Regions from separate parts of the Homo sapiens genome. Here region 1 is linked to region 2. A link is an interaction called in ENCODE POLR2A ChIA-PET data of the cell type or tissue named here. Cell type or tissue: endothelial cell of umbilical vein. All regions are shown on one strand. Links, peaks and the distances in the headings refer to the core of each region. The heading gives the core; the rest is flanking DNA. Region 1 overlaps WDR59 (WD repeat domain 59). Region 2 overlaps FA2H (fatty acid 2-hydroxylase).

The links. ChIA-PET counts read pairs that join two places held together with the same protein. Peaks named below come from ENCODE experiments on the same cell type or tissue, not always from the same donor. Only the 100,000 strongest peaks of a DNase experiment are listed, where the experiment ranks them.
Region 1: POLR2A ChIA-PET joins it to region 2 with 5 read pairs; 9 of 35 experiments call an interaction of 5 or more read pairs at or near these places.

The regions. Positions count from the first base shown.
Region 1 is chr16:74,866,356-74,871,727 of GRCh38, reverse strand. WDR59 (WD repeat domain 59) reads left to right here. Exons shown (of 26, transcript NM_030581.4): 26 at 1-366. Among named protein-coding and RNA genes, the nearest start is that of FA2H, 94 kb to the right of the region's middle. RefSeq lists an enhancer at 1-257 and a silencer at 5,223-5,372. In endothelial cell of umbilical vein, for the core only: no CTCF peak of the experiment used is centred there; a DNase peak (open chromatin) is centred at 3,047; H3K27ac peaks cover 1,674 bases.
Region 2 is chr16:74,726,442-74,731,813 of GRCh38, reverse strand. It overlaps FA2H (fatty acid 2-hydroxylase), which reads left to right. Exons shown (of 7, transcript NM_024306.5): 3 at 4,428-4,570. Among named protein-coding and RNA genes, the nearest start is that of MLKL, 28 kb to the right of the region's middle. RefSeq lists enhancers at 1,248-1,772, 1,773-2,298. In endothelial cell of umbilical vein, for the core only: a CTCF peak has its summit at 4,890 (motif pointing right); no DNase peak of the experiment used is centred there.

The sequences.
Region 1 (5,372 bases), core at 269-5,268, 140 kb before region 2:
CTGTTGTGTTCCTCAGTGAAATCACACCATTTGCAGAGAGCAATCTTTTCCTGTTCCCCACTGCTCAAGTTAGTGTAAAAACCTGTCCCTATCTGTCCCCATCAAGAATGAGATGTTTTTCTTGTTTTATTGTTGGAGGAACATTGACTTTCAAAATTGAAAAACCTTAATGGTGTGAAGAAATTTCGAGTTTAAAATATTACATAATGTCATCCTTCAATACGGAAATTCCTTTTGAATTTCCAAGTTACCAGAACAAAAGTCTAATATTTTAAAATATTCATGTTTGGAAACAGGTTGGTTGTCTGGTTGCGGGCCATGGCCGATATTCTCTCAGCCGCAGAATAGATGATTACAAGCACCTGAGTCTTTTGTTTGTTTATTTGTTTTTAAGAGCAATACAAGGCCAAGTGGGGTGGCTCACGCCTGTAATGCCAGCACTTTGGGAGGCCGAGGTGGGTGGATCACCTGAGGTCAGGAGTTCAAGACCAGCCTGGCCAACATGGCGAAACCCTGTCTTTACGAAAAATGCAAAAATTTTCCGGGTGTGGTGGCGGTTGCCTGTAATCCCAGCTACTCAGGAGGCTGAGGCAGGAGAATCGCTTGAACCCGGGAGGCGGAGGTTGCAGTGAGCCGAGATTGTGCCACTGCACTGCAGCCTGGGTGACAAAGCAAAACTCCGTCTCAAAAAAAAAAAATGAATAAAGGCAATACAAGCTATGTTTGAAAGTACCTTTGCAAGAAAACAGGCCCAGCAGTCGTATTTGTGCACCAGAAACAAAAGGTTGCTCAGGCAGGATACTGGAAAGGATGGGGGAAGGGGCGAGCCTCAGGGCAACCACCAGGTTGACTATTTGTCCCTGTCCCTAACCCCCCCAAGACACAAATGGTATAATGCTTTCTTTGGTAATGTCACATAGATAGAATTGATGTTGCTTTAACAATTTTTTTTTTTTGAGACAAAGTCTTGCTCTGTCACCCAGGCTGGAGTGCAGTGGTGCGATCTCAGCTCACTGCAGTCTCTGTCTCCGAGGTTCAAGCGATTCTTCTGCCTCAGCCTCTTGAGTAGCTGGGATTACAGGCGTGTGCCACCATGCCCAGCTGTTTTTTGTATTTTCAATAGAGACGGGGTTTCACCATGTTGGCCAGGCCAGTCTCAAACTGCTGACCTCAAGTGATCTGCCCGCCTTGGCCTCCCAAAGTGCTAGGATTACAGACGTGAGCCACCGTGCCCAGCCAACAATGTTTTGTTTAATTTAATACAAAAATGCATTCAGTCTGAAGACGCCAAGTTCACCTACTGGGAGCTCGTTCCCTTACTCAGTGGTTCCCTGGGTGGCTGGTAGGATTGGGGAGAAAGCCAGCTCCTTTTTAATGGTTTAGTGCAGCAGGAACTCAGGAGAGGACCTAGGCTATAGCCACCCTAGTGTCGGGGTCTTTGAGATGGAGTCTCTCTCTGTTGCCCAGGCTGGAGTGTAGTGGCACATGTGATGTCTGCTCACTGCAACCTCCATCTCCCAGGTTCAAGTGATTCTTGTGCCTCAGCCTCCTGAGTAGTTGTGATTACAGGCGTGCGCCACCACACCCGGCTAATTTTTTTTGTATTTTTAGTAGAGACGGGGTTTCACCATGTTGCCCAGGCTGGTCACCAACTCCTGACCTCAAGTGGTCTGCCCGCCTCGGCCTCCCAAAGTGCTGGGATTACAGGCATAAGCCACCATGCCTGGCCCCTGAACAATTTCTTAAAGGGTTGGTTTTGCTAATTGTGGCAAAATAGTTCAGCAAACAGGGTGACAAATCACACCCTCTTTTTTATGGCTCATCTTTGCGTGCCCAGCCTCAAGGTGGCGCCAGCCATGGGGTATGATTCACGCATCCAGTGGCGGGTCCTGGGCGTGGGGGAAACACACTTGGCTTTCTGCATCCTTCTTAGAATCTAATGGCTTTGTCAGAATCAGAACTAAATCTCCCATGTTGGCATTCTGTCACATTGGCAAGTTTATGTCGCCACAATATCACTAATTTAGTATTTCTTCCTCAAGTCTGAGAAGGTCTGATACAATTCATCAAGTACTGGACATGAGAATAGACACTTGGGCAAAGATGAACCATACAGAATGTGGTCTCTGGCCTGCTGGAGGCGGAGTCTAGTAGGAAACTTAAACATGTAAGTGCTTACACCAAAATGTGCTGTTGGCCTCCGAGGAAAGAAGGAACTCCACCAAGGGCCAAGACTGCACAGAGGACAGGGGTTTGGCTGAGTTCATATGAAGGGTGTTTTCAATGAGGAAGAGCGGGAGGGCACAGGGAAGGACCGTGCCAAGGACAAGACAGCATGGCATTGGGGGTGCTGTGTAGAGTTTTTTAGTGGAGCCTGTGCTGCCCCCCACTTCAGATGCCAGTCTCAAGTCCCAGGTTGTAACGCCATCTACCTGGAGATGGTGTCAGATCCCACAGGCTGAGGGCTCACCCCCACAACGCTGCCCCCCACTTCAGATGCCAGTCTCAAGTCCTAGGTTGTGTGACCTGTGCCTTCTGACCTACCGGCTCTAAACTGGGGGTTCCAATGACATCCTACTCAGGTTTCACTAGGAGACGTGCCGAATTTCTTTCCTTTTTTTTTTTTTTTTTTTTTTTTTAATTGAAATGGAGTCTATGTTGCCCAGGCTGGTCTTGAACTCGTGGGCTCAAGCAGTCCTCCTGCCTCAGCTTCCCAAAGTGCTGGGATTACAGGCATGAGCCACTGCACGCCACTGCACCTCGCTACTTATGTATTATAAAGGGTCTTACAAAGGATACAGGTGGGCAGCCAGATGAAGAGATACATTGGACAGTCACACAGGGTTGGTTCCCCTGGCAACCAGCCCCCATCCTGAGGCTGTCCGGGAGCCCACGAAGAGCCCACTCATTAGAACAAAAGCTGTTCCTCTCACAAAATTCCAAGGGATTTAGTAGCTTTGTGTCAGACACTCATCACTCAGGAAATTACAAAGGTCGTAGGAGCTGTGTTAGGAACCCGGATCAAAGACTAAATAGCAGCCCTATTGCTCAGGAAATGACAGGGTTGAGGAGTTCTATGTCAGGAACCAGGGCAGAGACCGGATATACGTTTCTTTTTAAATCACAGTAGCACACCCAGAAAAGGAAAGCAGTGTCTCAACTCACACTCAGGTCTATCTGACCCACACATTTTTAAGAAAAGATTTTTATATCTTGATTGTTTTTTCTAATTATAGAAGCACTTTAAATATTGTTACTATTTTGTTCTGTCTGCCTTGATTCCATATGATTTCCATAAGTAGGGCTTATTTTTATTTTCACAAATCAGAAAAACACAGACACAAGCCAAAACGAGGTGAAAGCCATCTCCTTATGAAGAAGGTATAGGGAGCCTCAGCGCTGCTTCCCAGGGAGAGAAAGCAGCTAGAGTTAAGCAAAAGCACAGGAGGCTGGGCACGGTGGCTCACGCCTGTAATCCCAGCACTTGGGAGGCCGAGGTGGGCAGATCACTTTAGCCCAGGAGTTCCAGACCAGTCTGGGCAACATAGTGAGATCCTATCTCTGTATTTTAAAAATATGTATTCAAAAAGAAAAAAAAGCATAGGAGCTTATATGTGAGGGCAAGTCTTTCTACCCACAGGAAGGCAAGACAAAAGAAACAGAAGAACAAGAAACACAGGAAATAAACAGAAAACAAAGACTAAAACGGCAGATTTTAATAGCCCCAAACTGAAATTCTCTTACGTGTCCTTCAGTAGGCGAATGGTTAAACAGACTCTAGCCTCTGTCCTGCGGAATGCTACTCAGCAATAAAAGGGAATGAACCCCAGAAATGAAGCGGTGTTGTGGTCCCGGGCGTGTCTTGGCATGTCATTGCCTCATGCCAAGGAAATCAAGGACACGGACACACATGGGGTGAGGTTAAGAGCGGAGGTTCAATAGGCGAAAGAAGGAGAAGAGAGAATAGCTCTCTCTCCTGCGAGAGAGAGGGGCACCTGAGTGGGAATTCTGGCCCGAGGCTGAGTGCAGCAGATTTTATAGACAGGATTGAGGAGGCAGTGTCTGATTTACGTAGCGCCCACGGATAGGGTGGACCAGGTGTGACGTTTAGCACAAGAGGAAGCTGGGCACCCCACCGTAATCTTATTATGGAGATGGGGTCTTTGCCTGGCTGGCGCCATGCTGTCTCTTCCTTACTGTATGCGTGGTTTGGCAAAGAGAAGGGAAGATGGAGCCGCCATGTTGAATATGCCTAGTCCCAGGTAGCTTTTTTTTATTGGCACAGCTGCCGGCATTCACCTGTGCAAGCTTCTAGTTTGCTTATCTATGTCTGCAGCTCGATTCTACAGGCTGCTCTTTATTAGAAAACAAAATGATTTGGGAGCTGCTTTTCATTAAAAAGGAAACCTTACTGAGGACTCCCATACCCTCACTATCTGCCTTAGTAATTTCTTCTTCACTCCTATATCATCAGATACACATAGCAATCTAGATGACTCTCAAGCGAATTACGCTGAGTGAAAAAAAGCCAACCCCAGAAGGTTACCTTCCACATGACTCTTTTTCTTTTTTTTTTTTTTTTTTGAGATGGTTCACTCTGTCGCCCAGGCTGGAGTGCAGTGGCACGATCTTGGCTCACTGCAACCTCTGCCTACCGGGTTCAAGCGATTCTCCTGCCTCAGCCTCCCCAGTAGCTGGGATTACAGGCACATGCTGCCACGCCCAGCTAATTTTGTATTTTTAGTAGAGACGGGGTTTCACCATGTTGGTCAGGTTGGTCTCGAACTCCTGAACTCTTGATCCACCCGCCTTGGCCTCCCGAAGTGCTGGGATTACAGTCATGAGCCACTGCACCCAGCCTAATTTTTGTATTTTTAATAGAGACTAAACATACAAAAATTGGCCAGGCTGGTTTCCAACTCCTGACCAAGTGATCCGCCTGCCTCAGCCTCCCAAAGTGCTGGGATTACAGGCGTGAGCCACCAGGCCTGGCCATCTTTTCAGGTTTTTGCATTTCTGACTATTGATGGGTCCGTTCCTACCAGCCAACCAGTCCTGTGACCCCACCCAGAAGCAGACTCAGCATGCACAAGGACCATGTTCCACACCCCTAGGATTGCACCCCCAACTAATCAGCAGCACCTTGGCCTGCCAAACTATCCTTGAAAAACCCTAGGCTCTGAGATTTTGGAGAGACTGATTTAAGTAATAAAACCTCAGTCTGCTGTTCAACCAGCTCTGTGCCAATTAAATTCTTTCTCTATTACAGTTCCCCTGTCTTGATAAATGGGCTCTGTCTGGGCAGTAGGCAAATGAACCCGTTGGGTGGTTACGGCTGGAGAAGAGTTGGGCGGTCAGCGGTCGGCAGGGGC
Region 2 (5,372 bases), core at 235-5,234:
AGCAACAACTGCAAGGAAAATACCAAAAGCATAGCTAAAAAGTCAATAGAGGAGATAGTATGGAATATTGTTAAATATTTCATACAAACAAGACAAAGGAAGAACAGAGGAGACAAATAGAAAATAGCAGCCATGTGTGGTGGCGCCCACCTGTAGTCCTAGCTACTCAGAAGGCTGAGGCGGGAGGATTATTTGATCTTCAGAGGTCAAGGCTGTAGCGAGCCAAGATTGGGCCACTGCACTCCCACTTGGGTGACAGAGCAAGCCCTGTCTCAAAAAAAGAAGGAAAGAATGAGAAAAGAAAACCAGAGGAGACCTACTCCAACATTAAATGTAAATAGATTTAATGCTTCAATTGAAAGGCAGAGATGGCCGGGTGTGGTGGCTCATGCCTGTAATCCCAGCACTTTGGGAGGTGGAAGCGGGTAGAATCACCTGAGGTCAGGAGTTCAAGACCATCATGGCCAACATGGTGAAATCCCATCTCTACTAAAAATACAAAAAAAAAAAAAAAAGCCAGACGTGGTGGTGGGCGCCTATAATCCCAGCTACTCAGGAGGCTGAGGCAGCGAGAATCGCTTGAACCCAGGAGACGGAGGTTACGATGAGCCGAGATGGCAAAAAGAGTGAAACTCCTTCTCAAAAAAAAAAAAAAAATGGCAGAGATTGTCTGACTAGATTAAAAAGGAAGACCCAACTATATTCTGTCTGCAAGAGATGCACCTTAAATGTAAAGACATACACAGGTTGAAAGTAAAAGTATGGGAAAACAGGGATCCTGCGCACAGCAAGCTTCAGGAAACCAGTGTGATTCTATTAATACCCAAGCGGACTTCGGGAGAAGGAGTATTTCCAGGGCCCAAGATGGCTCTTTCCCAGTGGTAAAGGGGCCAACTCATCAAGGAGACATAACTGGGCGACCTTGGGCAGATTACTCAGCCTCGGTTTCCCCAACTGCAAAATGACAATAGTTAGAATACACGCCTAGTTAGGGGTATGGCGAGGATCAAGTGACTGAACCTGTGTCAGGTGTTTAGAACCATGCTTGACACATAACCAGGGCTCCATGGGGATTAGCTCTGAGTGCTACTGTAGCTGGGACAAAGCCTTACATTCTCGCCTTGACCCTGGCCCAACTTCTTCTAAGGTGGGGCTCTGCAGACTGCCGCAAGATAAGGTGTAAACACAGGCCACCAGCTGGTTCCTCCAGTTCTTTTTCCTGATGGTGGTGGTAGCGGTTGTGGTGGTGCAGGGTGTGTGTGTGTGTGTGTTTACAGACCTAGGGCAGAGGACTGGAGGGAATGAGACAGCACACTTCCAATGACTCCACTTGCTGCTAGACTCAAGGGCTGAGGTCAAGGAGACTGGGGTAAGGAAGGGAGCAGCGACTAGGTGGAGTTTGGATGATTGCTTGATTTAGTTAGTGCCAGGGCGGGATAGCTCCAGGCTGACTTGGATCATCTTCCAGCCTGAGAAGCAGGAAGTGAACCCCCCAACCCCCACCCCTGCCACAGGAAGGCAGCCAGTACCTGGGACCTGCCAAGTTCACATGGCAGAAGCCACAGCTTCCTTTGGGCCCTTCACCCTGGTCACAGGCACAGAGAGAAACCCAGTGGCCTTGCCTGCTTGCTCCCAGGACCCCCACCCCCCTGCTCCCAGGCTGTGATGGGCGAGACCAGCTCCACCTCCAGAGCAGCTGGGGGGCATGTAAGGGCTAGTTCCTGGAAGACCCGCTGTGGCTGCAGGCTTTGGTGGAGAGGCCTGTACAAGGATGAGATTGCAGCCAGGGCCAGGGGAAGGAGGTTTCTGGAATCACTGATGGCTGTTTCGTCCAGGCTTGCAAGCTCTTCCACGTGCAGCCCTTGCTCCTCTCCCCTCCTCTCCCTGCCTGTGGTTCCCCTACTTCCCACCTGCAGTGGCTGCCTGACTCCCCGTGCTGAAGATTGGCTGAGCATCCACCGAGACACCCTCATCCTCACTCCGATTGTGTGTGGCAGATTGGGGCCCACCAGCATCACAGATGAGGGCACTGAGGGGCTCCGGGAGGAAAAGATGCACGTCCAGGATCTCACAGCTGGTCAAAGGCACAGCCAGGCTCTAATGGTGTTCCCCTGACTCCAGGTTCATTGTTCTTTCCTGGATTCGGTCCAGATTAACCCAGCACTGGCTTGTCAGAAATCCTCAAGGGCTTCTAGTTGCCTGGAGCTGAAACCTGCAAACTTTTCTGAGCTTGCATCCCTATGAGTGAAACTTTCTGCACACACTCTCCATTATGTGTCCATTTAAATTATTTCTAAAGTATTTGCATGTGTTAATGTACTCTCACAGTCTGTGCATTAGAAAACATTCAAATGCCGTGTAAAGGTGAGATAAAGCCTGCGTAGTGGCACGCTCCTGTAGTCTGAGCTACCCAAGAGGCTGAGGCAGGAGGATCGCTTGAGCCCAGGAGTTCAAGTCCAGCCTGAGCAACACAGCAAGACCCACCTCTTAATAAAACAAATAAGAGGCCGGGTGTGGTGGCTTACGCCCATAATCCCAGCACTTTGGGAGGCCGAGGCGGGCAGATCACGAGGATCGGGAGATTGAGACTATCTTAGCCAACATGGTGAAACCCCTTGTCTACTAAAATACAAAAAATTAGCGGGCGAGGTGGCATGTGCCTGTAATCCCAGCTACTTGGGAGGCTGAGGCAGGGGAATCACTTGAACCCGGGAGGCGGAGGTTGCAGTGAGCTGAGATCGTGCCACTGCACTCCAGCCTGGTGACAGAGCAAGACTCTGTCTCAAAAAAAAAAAAAAAAAAAAAAAAATCAAGACCATCCTGGCCAACATGATGAAACCCCGTCTCTACTAAAAATACAAAAATCAGCTGGGCGTGGTGGTGCGTGCCTGTAGTCCCAGCTACTCAGGAGGCTGAGGCAGGAGAATCACTTGAACCCAGGAGGCGGAGGTTGCAGTGAGCTGAGATCATGCCACTGCACTCCAGCCTGGCGACAGAACGAGACTCTGTCTCAAAAAAAAAAAAAAAAAAAAAGAAAGAGATAAATATATTACAAACACAAATAAATAGAAATAATAGCAATAGAAATAGGGTCGTTAATATTTTCTCCCTGCCTCTGGGGATTAGCCTGTGAGTACCGATGGAGTACACGTACATCCTTGCCTTGGAGACAACAGGCCTGGAGAATAAGCAACTCCTGGATGTGGTACAGGGTGTTCTATCATCTAAGCCTTCAGCAGCTTTTTTCCTGCTGCCCACAGAGCACTGTTAAGGTGCCAGAAAGGCCACAACCATATTCAACTTTACATCTGTGCCCACACTCCCTGTCATCCTTTCCTCTCTCCCCCTTGTCAAATCCCCCATGTTGATGAACTCCAAACCAAAACCCAGATCCTCTGCAAAGCCCTCCTCGCCTACCGTGACCCGGGCATTTGTACCAGCCATTCTGCCTCTGGATCTCAGCCTGCTTTGTATCTCCACTAAACTATCCTGCTTGGCATGCCACATCTCATTGAGCACTTAATGCAGGTACCGTTATTATTTTTTTATTTTTGAAGAGACGGAGTCTCGAACTATTGCCCAGGCTGGTCTCAAACTACTGGCCTCAAGCAGTTATCCTGCCTCAGCCTCCCAAAATGCAGGGTTTACAGGCATGAGCTACTGCAACCAACAATTACTTCCATTTTATAGCTGGGGAAACTGAGGCTCAGAGAGGTTAAGTAATTTTCCAGAAATCACACAGTAAATGGCAAATGGATTTGTACCCAGGCCTGACTTCCGAGTCTAACTGTAAGCACTAAGCTACATGAAACAAGGTTGGCCTCTTTCATTCCTGTTGATTCTTCCCAGCACCTAGCATAGAAATAAATATATATATAAAAAATAAATTGCTGAATAAATGATTGAATGAATTAATTACCCAGGCCAACACCAAGAAGCCTGGGGAAAAGAGCCCACTTCATTCCTGATACAAAATGTATTACCTCCTGTACCTCAAGAGTCCTGAGCAAGACTTTAAACTTCAGATGTGGCTGAATCTGGATGCTCAGATATCATCACTGAGATTCTGTCTCTCTAGCTCTTGGTTTGGCCATCTTCTGTGCTGGTGGCATCTTCAGGCAGGCTCTGCTAGTAAATCCAGGCTCATGCCCTGCCGATTTAGCACCTCCAACAGAAAGAGGGATCATCTGATGGCTCATCACACCAGCTTAGGTCGCAAACCTTTACCGGATCCTATTGCTGTGGCTGGGGGCTGGGATGAGCAGCTTGGTCAGTTCTTGATCACTGAAGCAGGAGGGTGGGTGGCCCCACACAGATCACAGGAGCTGAGGTAGGAGCAGGGGATTGGGATGCTGTAACGAGGAAATGGGAGAACGAATATGGGAAGACGTGAATATCAAACGTCCACTTGGCTTCATCTCTTGCAGGACCTGGTGGACTGGCGAAAGCCTCTCCTGTGGCAGGTGGGCCACTTGGGAGAGAAGTACGATGAGTGGGTTCACCAGCCGGTGACCAGGCCCATCCGCCTCTTCCACTCAGACCTCATTGAGGGCCTCTCTAAGACTGTCTGGTGAGCTCTTCCCTGAGCCTGTGGCAGGCTGTCCCTCTCTTCTGACGGTGCCAATCAGATATGGAAAGGGAGGGGGCAATTGAGTCCCTCCCCAGAGCCCAGGTCTATGCTGTAAAGCTGTCAGGGAGGGAGGAACATGCCATGGGAATAATTCATCCCTATGCATGGTTTTGTCCACTGGGTGGGTCACAACCCAGCATGTAGCCAGAAACTACATTGAATGCCACCTCTGGTCTATTCCAGACTCTTATGAGGAGTTTCTTGCCCACGATGCGCATGGGAACAATTTTGCCTGCAATTAGCTCCTCTGCCACAAGAGGTCAGCATCTGACCAGTTGCATAGAGTCAGTAGCCCTGGGGACACAGTTCTTTTCTGCCAGTAACTCATCTCAGAGACAGGAGGCAGATGGACTCACAGCCTCTCTCCTCTTTTCTCTTCCCCACTCCCTGTACCAGTGTCCCTTTGACCCCAGGTCTCCATAGGCATTCTGCATATGCTTTGGTGTCATCTTGTCCCCAATCCAGTTGAGTTATGTGTCTCTAAGAAAGCTGGACCCTGCCGGGCATGGTGGCTCACGCCTGTAATCCCAACACTTTGGGAGGCCAAGGTGGGTGGATCACCTGAGGTCAGGAGTTCGAGACCAGCCTGACAACATGGTGAAACCCCATCTCTACTAAAAATACAAAATTAGCTGGGTGTGGTGGCACATGCCTGTAATCCCAGCTACTTGGGAGGCTGAGGCAGAAGAGTCACTTGAACCCCAGAGGCAGAGGTTGCAGTGAGCCGAAATCACGCCATTGC